2 separate regions of the Mus musculus genome follow, and region 1 is linked to region 2. Evidence: chromatin loops called from intact Hi-C (ENCODE). Cell type or tissue: left cerebral cortex. All regions are shown on one strand. Each heading gives the region's core, and the rest is flanking DNA. Links, peaks and the distances in the headings are about the cores only. Region 1 has its middle 19 kb from the start of Slc2a3. Region 2 has its middle 7.1 kb from the start of Foxj2.

Region 1 (12,111 bases), core at 1,390-9,389, 52 kb before region 2:
TTGTTTGTCGTTGTTGTTTGAAAGTGCCTGGGATTGAGCCCAGGACTCATCCATACGTCAAATCATCTACCACCAAGCTACATCCCAGCCTCAGAGGTCATCTGACCCTTAAGTCTAACAGTACATTACTTTTTTGCCTCTATCATCAAAAGCACAGGCAACTGAATAAAATATATAAACAATGAAACGCCATCAACCTCAGCAACACTTCCGTATCAACAGGCAAAATCAGCAGCATAAACCAGAGTTTTCAAAATGGAAGAAAATAGTTGTAAGTCATATATCTAATAAATGGTTAAAAATCCAGAATAGAAGCTGCAAAGTTGTGGTGAATGCTCTCTGTGAGTTCAAGGCCAGCCTGATCTACAGAACAAGTTCCAGGACAGCAAGGGCTACCCAGAGAAACCCTACCTCAAAAGCCAAAAAACTAAAAATCCAATAGCCTGATTTCCAAGGGAGGCTCATCCTACCCTCACCCCCCCCCCCAAAAAAAAAGAAAGAAAAAGGAAAAGAACCCTGGTAACTTTAAATGTTTTCCATTCACACACACACACACACACACACACACACACACACACACACAAAAGTGTGATCAAGTTAGACATGTTAGCCAAAACTAGAATCCCTTGGGAGATGGAAGCAGGAGTTCAAAGACAGCCTGAGAGACATTCCAAGTTCAAGGCCAGTTTGACTGTCAAAAAAAAAAAAAAAAAAAACCCCAAAAAAAAAACCCCCCAAAAAAAAAACCAAAACAAAACCAGGAAGTTGGGGGATGGTGCTGGAGCACGCTGAGGCACTTAAGCTCTTACAGAACTTTGACAGCTCACAACAGTCTGTAACTGTAGTTCCAGAGGATCTGACACTTTCTTCTGGCTTCCAGAAGCACCAGGCTTGCACACCGAGCACACACACACACACACACACACACACACACACACACACACACACACACCAAACACTCATAAACTGCTGGCCATGGTGGGGCCCGTCTTTGATCCCAGAACTCTGGATGAACTTAAAGTGGTCAGTTTGTTTCACTAGTCAACTTTGTACCACTGACAAATAGTCTAAAATAATCAAGCTGTGAGGGAGAAATTGTCATTTTAACTCAAGTGAGAAGAAAAGGAGTTCAAGGTTCAAGACCATCCTGGGCTACCTGAGACCCATTTTTCCTCAAAAACAAAACAAGAACAACAACAACAAAAAAATTAAGTGAATTTTCATGGGTTTTGGCTGTAGGAGCTTGGTTGGCCCTCATATCTTTGGACCCAAGGGACAGTGATACACTATGGCTAGCAACATATGGCAGTTACCATATATGTATATCGATGCAGGGTCTTATTCTGTAGCCCATGCTGACCTTCAAACTCACCGAGCTGCTCCTTTTAGGCCTCTCAGTGCTGGGATTATAGGGATAGACCACTATGCTCAGCGTGGGCCCAGCTTCATCAACTGTGGGTCACAGTCCAACACAGTGTTGTATAAGTGAGTTGTGTAAGTTTTGTGAAAATTTTGGCAATGATAAAAATTTCTGAATATCCAATGAGTTAAATCAAAATCAAACCCACGGTGTAATGACTCTGAGCACACTCTACCACTGCATCGAGGTTTGCTTGTGATCTTTTGATTTTCCAGACACGGTCTTATGTATTGTAGCCCAGGGTTTTCCCAATGTGAGCACGTTGCCCCACGCCTGCCACTACAGCACTGAATGCCAACAAACTCACCCGGAAACATCTCAGCTCTGAGACCACTATGTTACACCAGTGAAGGGTTTTTTACATACAAAGTTGTCCCATCTTATAAATGTGGGTCTAATTACAGAAACCCAAGACTTTTAATGCTTTTTCTGCCTTCATTACTTAGCACATATCAAGTCAAGTCTTTGGGTTGGACTAAGTTAGAATATTTGATTTTAAAATCTGACATTAAAGGGGCCAGGAGTATAGCTCAGCCAATCCTATTCCCAAGGCTTTGCGTTTGATCCCCAGCACCACACAAACCCGGAGAAGTGCTTAGGACCCATAATCCCAACATGAAGGTATAAGGGCGGTGAGTGTGTGTGTGTGTGTGTGTGTGGGGGTGGGGGGCAGGATCAATCAGAGGCTAGCCTGGGCTATAAGCGTCTCTGTTTCAAAAATAAGTAAAAATAGGGGCTGGTGAGATGGCTCAGTGGTTAAGAGCACCGACTGCTCTTCCAAAGGTCCCGAGTTCAAATCCCAGCAACCACATGGTGGCTCACAACCATCCGTAACGAAATCTGATGCCCTCTTCTCGAGTGTCTGAAGACAGCTACAGTGTACTTATAATAAATAAATGAATCTTAAAAAAAAAATCCGGTTCACACTTTGAGTCAGTGTCTTTAAAAAAAAAAAAAAGTAAAAATAAGCTGGGTGGTGGTGGACAGGCCTTTGATCCCAGCAACAGGGAGGCAGAGGCAGGCATATCACTGAGTTCAAGGCCAACCTGGTCTACAAAGTAGTTCTAGAACAACTAGGACAATAGAGAAACCTTGCCTCACAATCACTCATAAAAGAACCAGGATTTGAACTCAGATCTTCACACTTGCACAGCAAGTGTCCTTAGTCAGAGAGATCCACATTCCCTCCCTCCAGTCCGGGAACCTCTGCTTCCTTCTTTGAAGGTCAAACGGAACATTGTGAATCTCAGCCTTGGTGCAGAGCAGGGTCTATACCACTTGCTGTAGAGGCTGCTGAAGCAAATACTCAGTTCTTTTTATGGCTGAAGTGCATCGTAGTACATCCGTGTACCTCAGTTTACCCATTTGCCTACATAAGGACATCCTGGTTGCCTCCAATCTTAGAAATTATGAATGAATTGCTATGAGCATCTGTGAACATGTTTTTGTGTATAATTGGTTAATTAGTATTTGAGACGGGCTCTCTGACAAGGCTGGCCTCCAGCTCCCAGGATAGTTCAAGGTCAACCTTGATCTGATCCTCAATCTCCAACTTCCGAGAGCATGTTGGGTTTCTACTCTAAGTCAGACTTGGGGCTCCTTTATGCATTAGCCTTCTTTTCTTTTTTTTCTTTTTAACATGTGTTAGTATTTGCCTGTGCTATGTGTATGCCTGGTTCCCAGGAGGTCAGAAGAGGGTGTCCAGTCCCTTGGTGTTACAGATGGCTTTGTGTTGTGACCTGGGAGCTGGGAATCAGAAAGAGTCATCTGGAAGAGCAACCAGTGCTCTTACCTGCTGAGCTATCTCTTCATCAGGACCCCTCAAACTCCTTTTTTTAGGTTTTGGAAATGAAGTCTTACTACACAGCTCGGGCTGGTTTGGAACTCTGTGAAGAACAGGGTGGCCTAGAACTCAGATAGTTCAGCTTGGATTAAAGGTGGTCACCATGGGGCCTAGCCCCTCAGCTGTGTTTTGCATGCAAATTGCATAGTTAGGCCAATAAGGACCATGCACTATTATTTGTGGGATGTAAGGATGAGTGTTTGAATTCTGCGTGTGTAGCCAGCCTGTCCTACTGTTCCTGGTATGAATGCCTTTGCTTCTCTATATTGTTGTCTGGTGGCGATGGCATTATCACCAGAGCATTTCTGCTGCCTTGGCTACGGGAAAACAGCTCACGCTGACTCATACCCACCCTTTCAAATAACATAACCACATGCCGGTCTGTGGCCACTCTTCAATGAGATGTGTCATAATTGAAGGGCTGTGTCCTTTGAGCAAGTTTCCTCCCTAATTTTGGTGGTAGAGCCTAACTTCTCAGAAAGAAGGGAAAAAACCCAAAAAACCAAAACAAAAAAACAAAAAAAGCCCCAAACAAACAAACAAACAAACAATCCAAAAACAAACAAACAAACAAACAAACAAACAGCAAACCACTCAATGCTCTGAGGCACCATTACTAACATGGATGGAATTGGGAATTCTATGATGGGCTAGGCTACTACACAAACTGCCAGAAAGTAAATGAAATGCTTTACTTGAGAATAGTCTCAGAGGGGAGAAGGTCACAGTTTCAAATGAAGCTTAGAGGGGCTGCTGAGAACTGCAGGAATCCAGAGAAGGCCCTCTCCCTGAGTCCACAGGGACCACAGTGGAGACTTGCAGTCATTGTCTGTCTCTGCCGGAATCTCAAAGAAGGAGCCCTGAGCAAACCAGATGTTCCAGCTAATTCCTTCCTCGGGTGGGGACACTCGGAGAAACCATCCTGTCCTCATCCGTCCCCAGCACTCTGGACACAATGACCCCTTTGAATTTGTGGCCAGTAAATATAAATATATATATTTATTAAAAAAACCCAAATTTGACATATGGGGGTAGAGGCACATGCATTTAATCCCAGAATTTGGGGAGCAGAAGCAGGTGGATGTCTGTGAGTGAGGCCAGCCTGGTCTCCAGGACAGCTAGGGCTACACAAAGAAACCTTGGCACTCTGTGTAGAGCAGGCTGGCCTCAAACTCAGAGATCTACTCTGCTTCTTGAGTGCATAAAGGCATATGCCACCACACCCAGATTTTATTCATATATGTATTTTCCATGTCATCTTTTGACATGGGTATTCCAGACAAAGTTCATAGGGTCTACACATGTCAGAATGCTTGCCTAGCAAGCTTGAGGCCTTGTATTTGATCTAAGGTACTGATAACACACTGGGTTAGAGAGATGGCTCAGCTGTTAAGAGTAAGTACTATTCTAGCTGAGAATGTGAGTTAGATTCCCAGCACCTACTTTAGATAGCTCACAAACATATGTTAACTCCAACTTCAGGGATCCAAAGGCCCTGGTGTCCTCCAACAATTCACCTCACCTATACACACAGAAAAATAACTCTTTAGCCAGGCACAGTGATGTAACCCTTTAATCCCAGCATTTGGGAGAAGGCAGGTGGATTTCTGAGTTCAAGGCCAGTTTGGTCTGCATAGTAAATTCAGGGATAATCAGAGTTACATATGAGAGACCCTGTCTCAAAAAAACCAAACAAATTTCTTAAAATAATAATAATAATAGTAACTGGGCTGGTGAGATGGCTCAGCAGTTAAGAGCACTGACTCACTGACTGCTCTTCCAAAGGTCCTGAGTTCAAATCCCAGCAACCACATGGTGGCTCACAACCATCCGTAACAAGATCTGATGTCCTCTTCTGGAGTGTCTGTAGACAGTTACAGTGTACTTACATATAATAATAAATAAATAAATCTTTAAAAAATAATAATAGTAACTAATAATAAGCAGTAGCAGCAGCAGCAGCACATAGGAACAAGTCAGCTTGAAAGGATTTAGAATTTTATCTCAGTCGTTCGAGTGAGTACTATTTTATCTCAGTGAGTGAGTACTATTTTAGTGTTCTCCTTTGGCTGCTCAGTAGGGTGAGCTGTGAAGCAGCAGGGGCAAGCTTCTCTTAAGCTAAATGACTGTGTTTTTCTCACCAAAACCTTCCACAACGTATGCATTGTGCATTGAACAAGTTTGATTTGGGCATGGTGGCACATGCCTTTAATCTAGCAGAGGAAGTCTTATCTCTCTATAATTCAGAGACAACGTGATCTACATAGTAAGTTCCAGGCCAGCCAAGACTCCAAAGTGAGAGTTTGCTTCAAAAACCAAACAAACACAAAACCCTCCCCCAATTTTTTTTTTGTAGATTGTGTGCCATATAATACGGCAGCCACGGTGCTAGGAATCACTGTCTGATCTCATGCATTCCTACTGAAGATACTCTTACAAGTGCCATGAACTTTGTGTTGCAGATCAGACTGTTTAATGGATACATCTTTCTCACAAGTGACCCAAGCCTCCAATGGAACCAGCCAGTTACAGAAATATTTGGAGGAGGCGGGCTCAGAAACCAAAGTATCTCTTCTCTCTTCCCAGCAAGCTAAGCCCCGCCTGCTGACGTCTCACTTTCTTTTTGGGGGGTGGGCTGCGTAATGCAGACGTGCGAAGAGGACCGTTCAGCTGGTCCTCTGAATCTCCGGAGCGACCTGCTACATCACTCAGTCCTGTCTCTCCCTTATTCTACTCCCCTCCTGTGGAATTTGTTTTCTTGTTATGTTGCCGAGAGATGCAACCATCAGCTCCCGGTTGTCCTGGTTTTCTTCATCCTGTTTCTCTGACTTTTTTTTTTTTTTTTTTTGACACAAATCTGCAAAATCTCATGGGTGTGTAACAAGATATCCTGAGCATTTAATGGAATGGTTTATATGCAGACTTATAGAATGACTGTGGAATGATTTTGGAAATGTGTGTAAAAAGAAATGTGTGTAATAGTCCCTGCCTTTTGGTGGATCCTACAATTCTTTTTTTGTTGTTGTTGTTTGTTTTTGTTTTTTTCGAGACAGGGTTTCTCTGTTTAGCCCTGGCTGTCCTACAATTCTTTAAATGTTCAAATGCAGAAAAATTCTTTTGCCTACAAGCACATTTTAAATTAGCTTTCAGGTATGGTTGTTGTTTTTTTGTTTTTGTTTTTCTCCCTAGTAATGGGCTTGAAAAAGCAGGGTCTTGAACATAACTGGGGAATCTCCCACAGCAAGGTATCTCCTAAGATCTTTTTTCATTGATGTTTTTGTGCGTGTTTGAGACAGGGTCTCATGTAACCCTGGCTAGCCTGGAACCCCCAGAGATCCACAGGACCAACACCACCCTGACCAACCTTTTTTAATTTTTAATTTTTTTTAAGACAAGGTCTCAAGTAGTTCAGGATGACCTTGAACTCACTATGTAGCCAAGGCTACCCCAGGCTCATGACAACATTGTAATTCTCCCAGCTCAGCCTCCTGAAAGCTGGGATTACAGAAGTGCATCACCAGGCCAGACTTCCTATTGTCATTTATTTTTGAAATGGGGTCCCACTGTGTTCCTTAGGCAGGTTTTGAACTGCTATTCTGCCTAAGTCTCCTCATAGCTGGGATTACAGGCCAGCTGGAGGATAACTTTTAAATCTAATGTTATCACAATTATACCTAAGTGGCTGCTTCAATCTAGTTTTTCCTTGTTAGTGTTTTTATTGAGACAGGTCTGGAATCATTTAGACCAGGCTGGCCTCGAACTTGTAGATCTGCCTGTCTCTGCCTCCCAAGCGCAGGGATTAAAGATTTGAGCACCAGTGTTTTCTTTACAAAGTTCATAGGAAAGAAATGGTCTATTAAATCCCATGCCCTGACCAATGGCTCTCTATTTAGACCTTACCTTGATACTTTCTGGTCAACACCCTTTCATATGAAGGCTTGTTGTGTTTGTTTGTTTTTAATAAGGTTCTCATATTGCCCAGAGTGGCCTAGAACTAGACAAGTAGTTAAGGACGGCCTTGAACTCCTTTCTGATCCTCCTAGTTCTACCTCCCTGGCAAGGGGATTACAGGCATGAGCACCACACCCAGTTTAATGAGTTCTATTTACTAACAGACAACAACACATCACAGCAGGAGAGACCTGTTTTAGCTAGGGTTGTTTGTGCTGTAATAAAACACCAGGACCAAGCCGGGAGTGGTGGCACACGCCTTTAATCCCAGAGGCAGGTGGATTTCTGAGTTTGAGGCCAGCCTGGTCTACAAAGTGAGTTCCAGGACAGGGAGGGTTATACAGAGAAACCCTGTCTCGAAAAGCCAAAACAAAACCCAACAAACAAACAAACAAACAACAAAAAAACCCAAAAACACCAGGACCAGAGCACATGGAGAAAAGAGGTCTCTGTGGCCCATTTCCACCTCAGCGCTGAAGTCACATTTGAACACTCGTAGTTATCAGCTATCCAGGTCTCTCTCACCGTGACATTATCTGTGTATATAACGTAGTTTGGTCATGCTCACTCACTATTACCCTCTCTAGACCCCTCCCACTCCCACAGGAAGCATCTTCCAAGGCTAGGGATCTGGAGGCTGCAGATAAACAGCTGATACCGAGTTCCAGGAAAGGAGCCACCCCCCTGGTACTCAGTGAGGGCCCTATTCCCAGGCTGTTTGGAGAGCCTCTCAGGTCAGAGGAGATGGAGAGGCCACAGAGAGAGGCCAGTGAGGCAACAAGGCTCTTGGGACACTGTGGTCCACAAACCCTAAAACACTTACATAATCTGACCCTTTGCAGTAAAAGTTACCAACTCCCGAGTTTTACTGTAGATGAGGCAAATGAAATGGGACCTTAAAGCTGTGAGATCACAGTCATTGGCTGGGATCAGAAGAAGGAAGGAGGCACTGTCTGTGGTAGCAGAGGCTGGAGACAAAGAACATGCCTCTGAGCGGGGAAACTCTGAGGACTTCCTGTGAATGAAAAAATGGTCCAGCCAAGACTGACAACCGACCGTACTCAACAGGAAAGTCTTTCTCAGTCTCAGTCTCTCTCTCAATATCTTTCATTTCATGTAACAGGAATCCACGGGAGTGCCACCGTGAGAGTGCCCTACTTAAGGGCACTGGGCCTAGAGGCTGGTTTTCCAGGTTCCCCCGGGGCCTGCAGGCAGCTTTAGATTTTACTGGAGAGTAAGCACTGAGAGGAAGTCACTTTGAGTATACTGCTGTCATCCATGTCATTAGTGAGGGAAAAACTGGGACTGGAGGAGAGGTGGCTGAAGATTAGTTGATGAATTGTCCTTAGGTTTTCTTTACACCCACCTTAGTCATTTTTTGTGAACACCTCCTTCCCCCCGCGCGCGCGCTTAAAAGGTAGCAAACAGTCTGCATAGACCCAACCAAAGACCAATGTAGGGAGATAACTGTTGAGCATGGGCCAAGGCCAACAGACTCAGCAGGGAGTTCCTCATTTTCTCATGGGTAATATTCCCTTTTCAGGCTGGAGAAGTGAGGGTCAGAGACTGAAGCACTTAGGTTAAACATCCCAGCTCAAGATGTGTTTAAAGGATAACATGCTTAGATTTTCTAATGCCAATTTACAACACATCAGATTATGTCCCGCGACTGGTGTTATGAAGAACATGTCTATCCAAAGTCCTAAAATGTCATTAAGGGTTAAATGCATGCAAGCAGCGTTCACGTGCTTCCTTGGTTTGGGGCACAGAGAAAGGTAGAGTACGGCGGATGTTAGGACGGCGAGGCAGGCACCAGAAAGCCCTTATTTCTACTTTCTTCTGCTTATTTCGACCCCGACGCACGCCTAAATAGCAAGTAGCACAAAATGTATAGCCCTAATGTGCAGGGCTGTTCTTTTCCGTCGGTCGTCGATCGTGCCACAGTGGCGCAGTTCGCTGCGGATGGTGCAGGGTGACCCAACGCTCTGCGCATGCTCACACACATCTGATCCTTCCCAGGCCCACCCTTTCCTTCTTCCTGGTGGTCTGCAGCCCACCCTACCTTTTACTTCTAAATTCACCCTCCGCCTTTCCCAGTCCGTTTCTTTCTTTTTAATACCCCCACCCCCGCCTCCTCCCGACAAGTCAACCAAAAACGTCAAGGGAACGTGAGGACCAAGGGAAGGAGCGGAACACTGCAGGATGCGCGAATGAGTCAGCGAGCTGGGGAGGCAGATCCAAGCGACTCAGGGACCGCGGGGGCTGCCGGGCGCCGTGCCAATACGCACGTCCCTTCTGCCGGGCGGGGTCGGCCAGCGCCCACCGGATGGGGCTGAGAAAGTGCAGTTGTCAGGAATCCGAGGCATCTCTGTGGAGCAGCAGGTTACGCCAGAGTCTGCCTCGAGGGCGAGGGCGAATGCCCCACCTGCGCCCGGCAGTCTCCCCACCTGTCCATCTATTTTGCCGCAGGCCATTCGGCTTCGTCGTGCAGCACACCAGGTCGCTCACGTTTCCCACGCTGCCTGCTTCTTTTTATTTCAGTCAGCTTTACATATACTACGCGTGCAAAAGCGTTCACCCATTCCAGCTGTTCGGGTAGATGACTAATTTTTGATGCCTGCAGTCTCCTGTCTCCGTGCCACCCCACTGCAATCATCAGAGTGCAAATTTACTCTTAGAACATTCTCCTGCAGCATGCTCTCACTGAGGTTACCCGGTCATTGTTCGGTGGCATTCGAGCGACTGTAGGCTTTTGTAACGGACCCAGCAGGAGGAGATAATCTGGGAGAGACACCAGCTCCTCCCCTTAGCTATCAACCTATTCAAACAATGGACCAAAGAATTAAAATTTCCCCAGGACTCCCAAGCGTTTGAGGGTGGAGGTGGGGTGCAGATCCCCTGGTGAGGAGGGTTAAGGGACGGTGGTGGGGGTGGGGTGGGGGTTAGGACGGGGCACTTTGCCTACCGGGAAAGATTTCACAGGGATCTGACAACTTTATCATACCCTTATTTCCTGGCCTTTGTTTCATCACTTCTGTAAAATTTACACCTGTTACAGAAATGGCGGAGAAAAACTAGGCATCATTCTCTGTTTTGGACAAGTCGTACATAAATCCAATTTTCCTTCAATTTTGCTTCCTTATATCTTTTAAAATGTATCAGGAAGCTGGTCGGATTGACACAAACATTTAATCCCAGCACTCTGGAGAAGAGGCAGGAGGATCAGTGAGTTAGAGGTCAACTAGGTCTATGTGGTGAATTGCAGGATATCCAAAGCTACATCTTGAGACCCTGCCTTGAAAAATTAGAACAAGGAAAAAAAGAACCAGGTTTAAGATGTAAATGTCTTCCTGTGACATTTTTCTCAGTTACTTTTTCATATATTAGCAGATAGGAGGTATTTCTTATGGACCGTACACAGTTAAAATGGGGAACGAGTTAAACTTATTTTTCATCTCTGCGCAGTATTTGGATGCTCCCCCCCCCCAGCCCCCACCAAGACAACTGGATTCACTGACTAATCCTTTCTGAGAGGTAATTGTTTTCTCTCTCTCTCTCTCTCTCTCTCTTTCTTTCTTTCTCTTTTTCTTTTTTCCTTCCTGAGGAAAGCTGCAGGGAAAAGAAGCACTTAAAGACTCAATTGCAGCTGAGTAGAAAGCCAGGTGGGACTGAAAGGAATTTTCCGAAGAATTGGGGGGTGGGGGTGGGGCACAGACATTAAAGGCTCTGTTTTAAAAACCAGGCACTCCAAGTCTCATGGTGTGGTTGTAAAAGCGACTGGAAGGCTGCCTTTGGGCAGACAGGATGTGAATTCCTGCAATAGACTCATAAAAGAAAATGTAAACTCGGACCATTGAGCCTAATGAAAGATGGGAGCTGAGAACAGTAGATTTGTCCTCCCACAGAGGGTGTGGTGTGTGTCTGGTGTGGTGTGTCTGGTGTGTGTGTGTGTGTGTGTGTGTGTGTGTGTGTGTGTGTGTGTGTGTGTGTTTAGGAAAAACAATCTAAGAGAAGGACACAAAGATGACTCGTAGGAAGGGCATTTCAAGATTTGCCTATCAACACCTGGGAAGCAGAGACAGGAGTGTTCAAAGCTGTAGGTTCAAGGTCAGCCTGGTCTGCACGTGAGTATCAGGCAGGGCAGCCATAGTTTTACAGTAAGACAGACAGACAGAGAGGAGGACAACAACATGCTACCCTTGTTGCAATGTTGTTGCAAAGCACCAGGCCCTTTTCCTGAACCTGTGACAAAGGGTTTTTACTTCCTCTTGCTGACCCATTACTCAACAGGTGGAGATAGCTCAACACCTTTCTAAGGAGGGACAGTTACAGCCTCTCCTTAGAAGGCCAGTCACAGAAGTCCTTTTTTTTTTATTGGTTATTTTATTTATTTACATTTCTTTTTTTTTTTAAGATTTATTTATTTATTATATGTAAGTACACTGTAGCTGTCTTCAGACACACCAGAAGAGGGCATCAGATCTCATTACGGGTGGTTGTGAGCCACCATGTGGTTGCTGGGATTTGAACTCCTGACCTTCAGAAGAGCAGTCGGGTGCTCTTACCCACTGAGCCATCTCACCAGCCCTTATTTACATTTCAAATGTTATCCCCCTTCCAGGTTCTCCCCAGCAAATCCCCATTCCTCCCACCCCCACCCCCAGAAGTCTTTAATAGTCCTGGAGCTGTTCTGTTGGAATAAAACTTTCAGGACAGGTACTTTGCTGGTGGTTACTGAACTACACATGCACCGATGGAGGTAAATATGCACTATTGCAAGTTGTACAGCTGGATGGATGGATCAAGACATGGATTCTAGAACATTGCAACACCCCACCTCCCCTTCCTGTGCCAGGTCCAGACTATAGTTTATCGATCCTAGCATCCTACTCATGGA
Region 2 (12,111 bases), core at 1,983-9,982:
ATTTTGCTTATAGTCTCACTCCCCACTTACCCTTCCTTGGGCTACCTCCCACTTTCCTTGGTCTCCTTCCTGCTGGTCCCTTGTGCTTCAAAAGTGTTTTAGGGGAGTTGGAGAGATGGTTCAGTTTGATTCCCAAACACCCACATTGTGTAGCTCTGACCTGTGTTGAACTCCAGCTCCAGAAGGTTCTGATAGAGTCAATAGACTCTGGTCTCCATAGACACCTGTATTCAAGTACACTTTGGAGGTAGAGACAGGCAGATCTCCATGAGTTCAAGGCTAGCCTGCTCTATATAGCAAGTCCTAGGCCAGCCAGGGCTGCACTGTGAGACCCTGTTTCAAAACAAATAATAAATATATATATATATATATATATTTTAAAATTAAGATGTGAAGAAGCTGAATAATTAGATTTCTCTCAATTTCAGTTCAATGAACACTCGTTTTAGAATCATGACCATAATACACTAGTAAATACTAAGGGTAGTTTGAGGGATCTCTCTCTGACTTTGTGAATGCATAGTTTAGGAGGGGATTTAAACATAAGAGTCATTGCTTGGGATCAGTCTGATATGGCTAATTAAAGTAAATATTTATTTTTATGTGTGTGTGTGTGTGCGCGTGCCTGAGTGTACTTATGTGTACCACATGCATGCAGAAACCCAAGACCATCAGAAGAGTCTCCTGGAACTGGAGTTACAGGAGATTGTGAATGACATCATGGGTGCTGAGAACCAAATGAGGGTCTCCTTCAAGAGCAGTAAGTGCTCTTACCCGTCCAACCACCTCTCCAGCCAATAGGGCAAATTGTTAGGGAAAGTTCAGAATACTTTATCTGAAAGGAAGTTGGGGAAACATGAATGTCGCAGTATTTCTGAGACAGAAGAAACCTAAAGGCCAGGTGTGGTGGGATACACCTGTGATCCTAGCCCCTTTGAGGAAGAGGCAGGACATCAGGAGTTCTAGGTCACCCTTGCCTCTCTGTCCCAAGAACTAGCTGTGTACCATCATGTGGCTCTCTCATATGGTTCTTGTAGGCAGGGATTAGAGTGATGGACTATCTCAAATTTTTTTAGAACTGAGGAGTGGGTCTTCTTTGCTAAGTACAGATGAGAGGCCAAATCTTTAAATTCAGACTCCATTTTTAGAGAACCTGACCTAACTTTGAACTCAGGTAAACTAACAGGCCAGTACCTAGCATTAGTGTCCAAGTTAGCCCCCAACAAAACCAGAGCCTAGCTCGAGTCTCTAGGCTCAACCCCCAACAAGACCTGCATCTCCAGGTTACACCCCTAACAAGACCAACATTCCCAGGTTACTACCCCAACACATCTGCCTCCCCAGGTTACAATTCCACCCCTTGCCTAACAGCCACCAATGCAGAGGGGAGTAAAAATTAAGTTTATTATTTAATTTCCAGCACCAGCCAGTTATGCTAAAGGCCATAGTAGCTTTCCAATTAGATGCTTGCACACTTATCCCCAACTTGCTGCTTACTATAAAACCTTGCCCCAATAGATATTCTAGGTTCCCTCTCCACCAAGTCGGGGATGAGCTAGCTTGAAAAGAATTAAGACCCTGCTGTGAGTTGCATCAGATCAGCTCCTGTCTGTTGTGTGTGTGTGTGATCACTAACACTTCCCTGGCACTACACAGAATATTCCTGGACAACCTGGGTCTGTGGTCTTTGTAACAGGGACTTGGCCTGATGCACCTTCCAGCTGTTGAAGTATCTCATACAAAGTTGAAAAGTATCTCATACAAAGCAGGTGTTGAAAAATGTCAAAAACTACTTATTGGAGTTATAGGGTGGAAATTAATAAAGGAGGCCAGGATTTTTAGCTATAAATTATGATCTGCATACTTTACAGATATGGAATGTAAAATAAAGCACCTATGGCTTGCTAGCATGACTATGGGACAGTGCTGGCTTTAGTCTACCATTCCAGGACTAATCACTATTACTTCATGGGCATAGTTGGCTGTCAAGGCCATAGTAGCAACAACAGTAGCTTTCTGATGCCTGGCTCACAGCACCGCTCAGTGGGGTCATCAAGTTAACAATGTCAGCAACACAGTGCTGATTCCTTACCCTCTGAGGCTCCCTGGAAGATGAGCTCAGTAGTTGAATTCTTGGAGTCATTTCTCCCTTTTTTTTCCCTAAAGATTTATTTTTTATTTACATGAGTACACTGCAGCTGTCTTCAGACACACACCAGAAGAGTGCATCGGATCCCATTACAGATGGTTGTGAGCCACCAAGTGGTTGCTGGGAATTGAACTCAGGACCTCTGGCAGAGCATTCAGTGCTCGTAACCACTGAGCCATCTCTCCAGCCCTCTTGGAGTCATTTCTAAGATGCTGCAGCACTTGCAACAATTTTGTAAGCACCGAGTCCCCGTCATTAAAACCTTTTCTACATAAAGCCCTTTCTATTCACTGTAACCTACCCTGCCAAATGTAATGCACAGCTAAGCAAACCCCCTCCTGTCTCCCCATAAACACCCATTGCATTGAACTATATCTGGCTGTTCTGGAACTCAAGTAGGCTAGGCTGTTCTCAAACTCAGATCTGCCTGCTTCTGCCTCCTAAGTGAGGAGATTAAAGGCCTGAGCCATCATCCCCTGCTCCCCCACTAGTCTTTTGAGGTCTTATGGCTGGTTTTGGGGTCTCCAGATATAAGAGAAATTGGTAGCTATTATTGTTTTAGAAGAGGGAGCCAGACTTCAGTGAACCAAGAGGATTCCCCTTGAATCTAAGGTTCTATCTGATTCAACAATCTCAAGTTCAGTTGTCCGACTTCTCTCTTGCCCTCTTGGGCTCTTCCCTTCTTCCTCCCTTCCCCATTCCCTTCCCCCTCTATCCATGTGTTCATGGATGGCCTCTACTTCTCCCTCTCTGCCTCTACTACCTTCTTAACTCTCCAGGCCCTGAATAAACTTTATTCTATACTATTAAAAAAAAAAAAAACCAACAAACTCAAGTTCATTGCCTTCTTTTCAAAATTTAATTATGAATTAATGAACACATGTAATTATTTTTATAACACAAGTGGTTAAGTGAGAATTTAAAAAGTGGGGAGGGTTCATAAGACATACAAGGGCATCTTTAAAAATAATATCTTTCCCCTCATACTTTGTCTTCTTCTGTGTATGCACTGCCTGTCCCAGACACAAGAGAGTGAAGTGCCTGCCTATGCAGAAGAGTTTCAGTTCAGATTTTTTTTTTTTTGAGTCTAATTGGGCTGTCCTGGATCTCGCTGTGTTTGAGCAGGCTTGCCTCAAATTCAGAAATTAGCCTGCAAGCCTCCCAAACTACAGGATTAAAGGGGTGAGTCACCAAGCTAGTTTATTTTGAGTTCTTTTCACTTTCAACCATCAATACGCCCCTCCCCCATCGTCAAATTTAATCCAGACTTGCTTCTCTCTACGTAGTCGAGGATGACTTTGAACTTCTGAACATCCTCATCCTGCCTTCACCTCACATCACAGGTGTACGCCAACACGCCTAGTTTTGTCTTCTTGCGTGCATGAAAGACAACCTCCAGCCCCACTCCATTTCCGTTCTCTACGTGGAGATAAATCCCTTGCGTTTCCTTTTCACCATTTCATTCATTCCCGTTGGTACCGTGACTAAAAGGGAAGCCTGGGCTCAAAAGTTAAGTGTGAATATCGGGTATATTCCAGGAAGCCAGTGTACGCGCTCCCTCCCGAGGAGTAAGTAAACAGGAAACTATCGATCCCATGCAGGAAATGACCTTTGTGAGGGCAAAGTAGGTGAGCCGGTTTCCCTCGCTTTCCCTGAGTTCCCTTCCTAACTCATTTCCGGGTGTCAACCCATTTGGTCCTCCCCTACAAAACCAGCGTCGGCTGGCTCTTCACGGTCCACCCTAGAATTCCTCCCTGAGAGACCGGCCAATAGGCCCGGTACCTTTACGGACATTTTTATGCCCTGTTTTACATCACGGCAAACCTCCGCCAATCACTAACTGGGGGAGGAGGTACCAAAATAATCTTTACTTCCTCCCCAAATGGCCACCCTTCACCGCATCATCCTTTGATGGACTACCCAGGTGGCCAACCCTCGCTCAGTCCAGGGCCCAGCCCATGCTCAACTCCACCAGTCAGGACAAAGGAGAGGCATGCCCCCCCCCCCTTTTTGGAAATGCCTTGACGCTAGGCGTCCGGGCACCGGGGAAGTTACAACTTTGTACAGTCTGTGCTGCCAGCGTCCGGGTCTATCTCGGATCCAGTCTGGTGCCCCGGCGCCCACCCGGGATGGCCCCGCGGGCCCCGTCTCAGCCGCCTTTGCAGTGGCTCGCGGGTCTATCTCGGAGCCCGCGCTGCGCTCCCAGCCCCGGACGCTGGGCCGGCAGCCGGGGGCGCGGATCTTTCCATCCGCCTACCGCCGCTCTCCTCCCTCCTCTCCTCCGCGTTCCGGGCCGGGCTGACACCGGGGTGGGCGGAGCCGAGAGCTTGCTCAGAGCGGGGAGAGGCTGGCGCCTCTTAAGGTGGAACAGACCCATCGCTGGGCCTCCCTGGGTGTGCGACTCCCGCCCCAGCCTCGCTCTAAACGCTCGCTCTCGTCTCCCTAGCGAGCCTCGGTTCTCTACATAGTTTAGAAATTAATCAGGATGTAAAATGAACGCATAAACTGAAAAAGAAAAAAAAGTCAAGAAGATGCAAACTACTCAGAGAACTTTTATTATACTTGTGTTCTTTATTCCAGGGACTACAATCTTTAAGTGGTAGGTTTTTTTGTTTGTTTGTTTTTTTCCTTCCTCTTTCGGATGTTCAAATAAGAACTCACATTTTGCCTGATGAACATGATACACATGAGTCATTTGTATGCCGGTTTAGTGACACCGCCCCCCCACCCCTAACATGGACGACAAATATACTAAGGGAAGCAGAAACCTGGAGCCTGGTGGCTATAGGCTGCCTCTTATAGTTGGCCAATGATTCGTAGAGGGAGCTAAAGAGCAGAGGTGCTGCTATCTCAACGCCTTTGTAAAATGGATGAAAATCTGCTGCTTTCTGGATTTGGTTTGACGCAGAATTGTTCCTGTATAAAGGAAAAGCAGGGACAAAAACGGGGCAGAGACTGAAGAAAGGCTATCCCATGACCGGCCCAACTTGGGATCCATCCCACGCACAGGCACCAAACCCGGATACAATTACTGATGCCATGTTGTGCTTGCAGCCTAGCATAGCTGTCTTCTGAAAGGTTCTACCAACAGCTGACTGAATCAGATGCAGATACTTACAGCCAACCATTGGACTGAGTTCGAGACCCCTATGGAAAGGATTGAAGGAGCTGAAGAGTATGGCAACCCCATAGGAAGACCAACAGTATTAACTAACGGGGACTCCTGGGAGGTCCTAGAGACTAAGCCACCAACCAAAGAGCATACACGGGCTGATCCGTGGCCCTGCACATATGTAACACAGGACTGACTGCCTTGTCTGGGCTCAGTGGGAGAGGATGCACCTACTCCTTAGAGACTTGATACCCCAGGAAGGGGAATGCTGGGATGTGTGTGTACCTTCCCAGAGGCGAAGGGGAGGGAGGATGGGGTGAAGAACTCTGGAAAGAGGGACCAGGAAGGGGGGCAACATTTGGAATGTAAATGAAATAATAACAACAATTAAAAAGGATGTAGTGTAAATTAAAGATACTAGGTAACGATACATACACAAAACATGATAGCAAACATTTTACTATTTCTTTTTAATTTTTTTAAAAGCTCTGTTGTAAAATTTCAAACACAAAAGTAGAGAGAATGACAATGACATCTTATATTTTTATCTTATTAATATCTATCGTGTATGTGTGTATATATATATATCCGCATTACATGCATGTAGGAGCCAGGAGAGGTCAGAAGAGGGAGTTAGTCTCCTGCAACTGGGAGTTACAGCCAGTTGTGAACAGTGGACAGCAGGGCTCGAATGTAAATGGGGACCTCTGTTAGAGCAGCAAGTGCTCTTAATCTCTGAGCCATCTCTCCAGCTCTAACTTTATTTTCACTCTTGTACATGCATGTGAGCATGACACGGAATAGTACACATGTGACTACATGTGCCCTCAGCACCCAGGGGAGAGAATCCAGATCTCCTGGAGCTTGAGTCACAGGTGGTGGTGGTAGAGGCTGGACTTGCGTGTCCAATTGGGTCCTCTGCAAGAGCTGAAATCTTAGCTATCTCTTTAGCCTGAGAACAACATGTATGCTTAAATGTTGCAATAAGCAATATTTGGCCAATATTTTGCCACCTCTACTTTCCTCCTGGTCACTTGATTATTTTGAGACAAATTTCAGACATTTCATGCTTAAGTCACTCTAATACACATTTTTAAATATCCCTTAAAAATAATGGAATTTCATTAATCCACCTTTGTTTGTTTTTCAAGGCAGGGTTTCTCTGTGTAGCCTTGGTTGTCCTGAAACTCACTCTGTAGACCAGACTGGCCTCGAACTTATAACATCTGTGTGTACTTCTGCCTCCTGAGTGCTGGGATTAAAGACTTAGACACCACCACTACCTGGCCCATTGTTTATTATTTCCTTCCTTTGTTCCAACTCCCCTGCTTCCCCCTCTTCTTCTTCCTCTTCTCTTTTTCTTTTTTCCATCCCATTCCTCCTCCCACTTGTCTCCAAGAAGATGCCCCCCCCCCCATTGTTTATAAGACCTATTTTATTTTAAATTACGTGTATGTGTTTGTGCGTGTGAGTGCAGGTGTTCAGAAGTGCCACATCCCCTGGTTGTCCAACATGGGCACTGGGACTGGAGCTCAGGTCCTCTAGGAAGGCATGTGCTCTTAAATCGCTGAGTCATCTCTTCAGCCCCATGAATAATTATTTATCTAGGTTTTTGTTTTTGTTTTTGTTTTTTTTTGAGACAGGCTGGTTTTTAATTTACTACCTACACAGCTGAGAATAATCTTAAACTACGGGTCCTCTTGTCTTTACCTCCTGAGTGCTGGGGTTACAAGTATATGTTACTATGCTTGGCTCCCTTTCATATCTAAAAATGTAAGAAATCTTGATTCTAAGCAGCATGTGATGGAACACATCTCTCTACTGACTGCATTTGGGAGGCAGAGGCAGGCCTGTGGGTTTAATGCCAGTCAGGGCTACATAGTGAGACTCAGAAGAAATTTGAATTCTTGGTACTACCAAGTGAATATTGAAACTTTGCCATTTGCCTTATAGTATTTTTTCCCAATTGCCCTATTCCAATCAGGATTCCCCTTAAAGGTTTGTATCCCGTATTTTATGGACATATCTCTTGATCCATAGTAATTCAATTGACTGTTGAGTCTTTTAAGCCCCTTTTCTCTCTAGCCCACTCCTCTAATCTAAGGGCATTACATAGATGAAGTCATGCAAGCCTTCTGAAAACTATGAAATATGTATTATTATCCCTCTATTTCTGATGAGGAGACTGCATAGGAAAACAATCACAAAAGCAGTGATCAATTTAGTTATTATGTTTTGAAGCTGATGCTTGCGTATACAAACTTTTATCATATTCCATGGGATACATTGTCTTTAAAAGTGACCATTTGATCAGGAGTTCAAAGTCATCCTGTACTATATAATTAAGTTCAAGGTCAGTGTAGGCTATAGGAAAATTCTTTTCAAAAAGAAGAAAAGGAAAAGGCTTGTAAAATGTATCTGTGATATGTTAATTACATATGAAGAGTTGCAGGGCCTGGAGAGATGGCTGTGTGGTTAGAAGGAAGTACTGTTTTTCCAAAGGACCTGCATTTACTTCACAGCATCCAAGGAGGCTCACAGCATCTGAAACTCCAGCTCCAGGGAGTCTAATGCTCTCTTCTGCACTCTGGGAGCACCTGTAGATGTAGACACAAGCACACAGACCAGCAAATATACACATAATCAAAACTAAAAATAAATGTTAAGAAACAATTATACATGCCTTATCATATCAAATGAATTCTCACATTTTAATTTTTTTAAATTTATTTATTTTTATTTTATGTGCATTGGTGTTTTCCCTGCATGTATGTCTGCATGAGGTTGTCAGATCTTGGAGTTACAGATAGTTGTAAGCTATTATGTGGGTGCTGGGAACTGAATCCTGGGCCTCTGGAAGAGCAGCCAGTGCTCTTAACCACGGAGCCATCTTGCCAGCCCCTAATTTAAAAAAAAAAGGAAAGAAAGAAAAGAAAAGAAAAGAAAAGAAGAGAAAAGAAAAGAAAAGGATAGAAAAGGAAAGAGAAGAAAAGGACTATTGTGTGAAGAGGGGCATGAGTGCCACATATGTGGAGGTTAGGGGATAACTTTGTAGAGTCTGTTCTCTTTCCAGGGATCAAAGTTCAGGTCACCGGGCTTCTGTGGCAAATGCCTTTACTCTCTGACCCATCTCAAAGGCTCCTCGTTTTCTGTTTTAATCGACATCTTCTTTATCAGTCAAAAGTAAAGGAAGGATGAATGCAAGTACCTCCTCCTGTTTTAGGTCAAACCAAACCAAACCAAACCAAAACAAAACAAAAACAAGCAAGCAAACAAATAAAACTAAATCAGGCTTAGTGCTCTTTTCTCCGCATCCTCTTCCTTCTTACATTCTTTTATTCAGTTGGTAAGCGTGTCAATGCACACGCCTCAGTGTGTGTGTGTGGAGGTCAGAGGACAATCTGTAGGAGTTGGTCTTCTACTGTCGGGGTTCCAGGAATCAACTTTGGTCAACAGACCTATGGGCAAGTGCCTTTACTTACTGAGACATCTCACTGGCCCCCAAACTACAAATAATTACATAAGCAAACCCCACATAAACACTAACTATAGACAACAGCAAAAAGTGAAGAATACTAAAATGATCTCTAAATTATTTAGTACATTTCTCTCTCTCTATATATATATGCATGTATATATACATATATAAATAAATATCACATTCACATTTTTTGAGTTTATATAATTACACCATTTTCTCTTCTCTTTCTACCCTTCTGAGGTTCCTATGTGCACCTCCTCCCTCATATCTTTCAAACTTATGGCCCATATATATATTATATGATCTACATATTACACACACACACACACACACACACACACCCTGCTTCAGTCTGTCTCATGTAACTTGTATAGACATGTTTTCAGGGCTGACCATTTGGTGATGGATGACCAATCACTGTGCACTTTCCTGGGGAAGATTATTTCTCCCGCTCTGCACTTTCCTTAGTTGCTTATGGTCCTTTGCCAAGGGTTGAGGCCTTGTGAGCTTTGCCCCTTCCAATAACGTGTCTATTGGTGCCATATTTGTTCAGATACATATTTTTGAAAAGCATCTATTTGATTATATGAGAAAACTATTACAATGCAATTTTATTTAATTTTTTTTTAATGTGTATGTGTGTGTGCCTGAGTGTACGTATGTGCACAATGAGCACATAGGAGCCTGAGGAGAGAAGAAGAGATGTTGGATCTCCTGGAACTGGGGTTATATCAGGTTCTGAGCTGCCGTGTGGGTGCTGGGAACCGAACCCAGGTCCTCTGCAAGCGAAATGTTCTTACCTCATGAGCCATCTCCCCAGCTCCTGAAATGTAATTTTCTCATTCAAATACAGACATATAAAAACGATTGGTTAAAGTTATCATACCCACTTCCAAATATTTAAATGACACTATAGCTAGACTTGGTGGTACAAGCCTTTGATCCCATGAACTGAATGATGATATCTAAAAATAAAAACGACTTAATCATTCTATCTCCAGGATTAAATATAATTACTCTTTATTTCTTGGAAGAGTTTATTTGAGCTCACAAAGAATTAAATAAAATTGTTCTTTTAAATACTAAACAATATCCTATTATGTAGATTACTATAACTTCTTATATATTTGCCTTATTTTGGATCTAGCTTGCTTCTATAAAAATGCTACAGCCAATGTCTAATATATATAAAACAATATTTGAAGTTTTTATTTTTGCCAATTTTTAAGGAAAAGAGATTCTAATTTTTAGTTTTTCACTTAAAAAAAGGATGTTTTTTCTCTTTTTTTTTGGTTTAAAAAAAAGGATTTTTATTTAAAATTTCAATTATGTACATGTGTGTGGGTCTTGCATGTGAGTGCCTGTGCCCTCAGAGGTGCTGGGTCCTTCTGGAATTACCGACAGTTGTGAGCACTGTACGTGGGTGCTGGAAACCCAACTCTGGTCCTCTGTGAGAGTGGTGTGTCTCCAGACACTAGCCTTTCCATTTTATGTTACTTCTACCTCTGGACCCTGCAAATATCAATGACCGGAAACACCAGAAAGTGTTGAAAAGTTAAACAAAGCATCCAACACAGACCCAGAGATGTTTACAAGCGAATTCAGACTCTGAAGCCCAAGCTGGGGCTGGAATTCACTATGAAGCTTGGGCTAGCCTCAAACACATGGCAATCCTTCTAGCTCAGCCTCAGATGTGCTCGGGATTAGGTGTGGGCCATCTCCATGTCTAGTTCCTTTGATCTGTCCCAGAATGCTTCACATTAGCTCAGTTGGTAGAAAGTTTGCCTCAGTGCTGGATATGTGGGGCTGGGGTGATGCTCTGTAGCTAAGAGCACTTGCTGCTCTTGCCAAGGAGCCTTTCAGTTCTTAGCACCCACAGTCAGGCATCTCACAACCACCTGCAACTCCAGCTCCAGGGACTCTCATACCCTCTTCTGCCCCACAAGAACATCTGTACCCCTGCATAGAGATACTTAATTTAAAAACAAAAGAGCTATTTTGAAAGAAAAAAAAAAAACCACTAACAGTGCCTGTGCACACAGGCCTGTAATTCCAGCACTTGGGCGGGTGGAGACAGGAGGCCAGGCATTTAAACTTATCTATTTATGTTTACATGTATGAGTGTTTTACATGCATTTGTGTGGTGTGCATATATATATATATATATATATATATATATATATATATATGTGTGTGTGTGTGTGTGTGTGTATTTATTTATTTATATTTATATGTATGTACACACACACACACACACACACACACACACACACAAACCACCTGTGCACCTATGGAGGTAACTAGAGGGTATTGGTTCCCCTGAGACTGTTACAGATGGTTGTGAGCTTGCATGTTGGGGTTGGAAATCGAACCTGGGTCTTCTGGAAGAACAGGTGCTCTGAACTTCAAGCCAATGCTTCACTCCAGGATCAGAAGTTTAAAGCTATCCTTTGCTACATAGAGAGTTTGAGGCTAGCCTGGGCTATAAGACCTATTTTATAACAATGCCTCCCCCTCCCTAACTCATTACATAGTGTAGGCTGGCCTTGAACTACTGATCTTCCTGGTTTCTCCTCCCCAGTGTTGGGACCATAAATACTTGCCATTGTATAGGGTTGTGCTTTTGTGGTGCTAGGGATAGAGGCCAGGGCCTCATGCTTGCCAGGCAAGCCCTCTACCAGTTGGGCTGTAAGCCTGGCCCCATCTTATCCTTTTTACAGATAGGGTCTCATGATATAGTTTAGCTGCCCTTGAAATCAAGATCCTCCTCTAGCTGCCCTTGAACTCAAGATACTCACAAGTGGGTGCCACTAGGCTGGAGGAAATGAATCTTTTCACATGGATACTGGAAGTGTGGGGAGGGAAGAGGCTTTGTTAGGGGGCTCACTGACTGGCAATTTGAGAATGACATGTTTTCCCAGTTTAAGCCAACAATGTACTAGAGGTTTAGACCCTGGCTCTAAGGCCATTTGGGTTCAACACCTGACACAAAGTAACACTACGAATTGCATAATGGTGCGAATTACATGAACTCAGACACAAACAATATCTTCAAGCTGTAGTTACACTCTAAAGGCCTGATACTGCTGCATGGAATTGCCAGTAAGAATCAAGTGTGATAACACACGGAGAGTGTGAAGCCTTAATGCAGACGTTGTATGTGTAATGTGGTTATATGTACAAGAATGTAAGTAAATGGCAGTAGGCATATATTTAGCCAGAAGACAAATGACATCTCTTTCTACAGGGAGTCATCAAACTGTCATCTTTTTGAGCAATTCAAATATCAAGTGAACAATTTCTTTTGTCTTATCATTTTATAATAGAACACAATTGGAGAAAAGTAAGCCAGAGGGTGATATACCTAAG

What was found. Peaks named below come from ENCODE experiments on the same cell type or tissue, not always from the same donor. Only the 100,000 strongest peaks of a DNase experiment are listed, where the experiment ranks them.
Region 1: it touches region 2 in a loop (2.4-fold over the local background); 3 of 42 quality-filtered maps call a loop at or near these places.

Annotation. Positions count from the first base shown.
Region 1 is chr6:122,755,328-122,767,438 of GRCm38, forward strand. It overlaps a transcript of Slc2a3 not described here. Among named protein-coding and RNA genes, the nearest start is that of Slc2a3, 19 kb to the left of the region's middle. RefSeq lists an enhancer at 8,702-11,564. In left cerebral cortex, for the core only: no CTCF peak of the experiment used is centred there; DNase peaks (open chromatin) are centred at 3,595, 5,874, 8,269, 8,413 and 1 more place; H3K4me3 peaks cover 1,422 bases; H3K27ac peaks cover 2,648 bases.
Region 2 is chr6:122,806,998-122,819,108 of GRCm38, forward strand. No RefSeq gene overlaps it. Among named protein-coding and RNA genes, the nearest start is that of Foxj2, 7.1 kb to the right of the region's middle. In left cerebral cortex, for the core only: CTCF peaks have their summits at 3,753, 3,976 and 4,993; DNase peaks (open chromatin) are centred at 3,409, 3,994, 4,442 and 4,964; H3K4me3 peaks cover 2,268 bases; H3K27ac peaks cover 2,477 bases.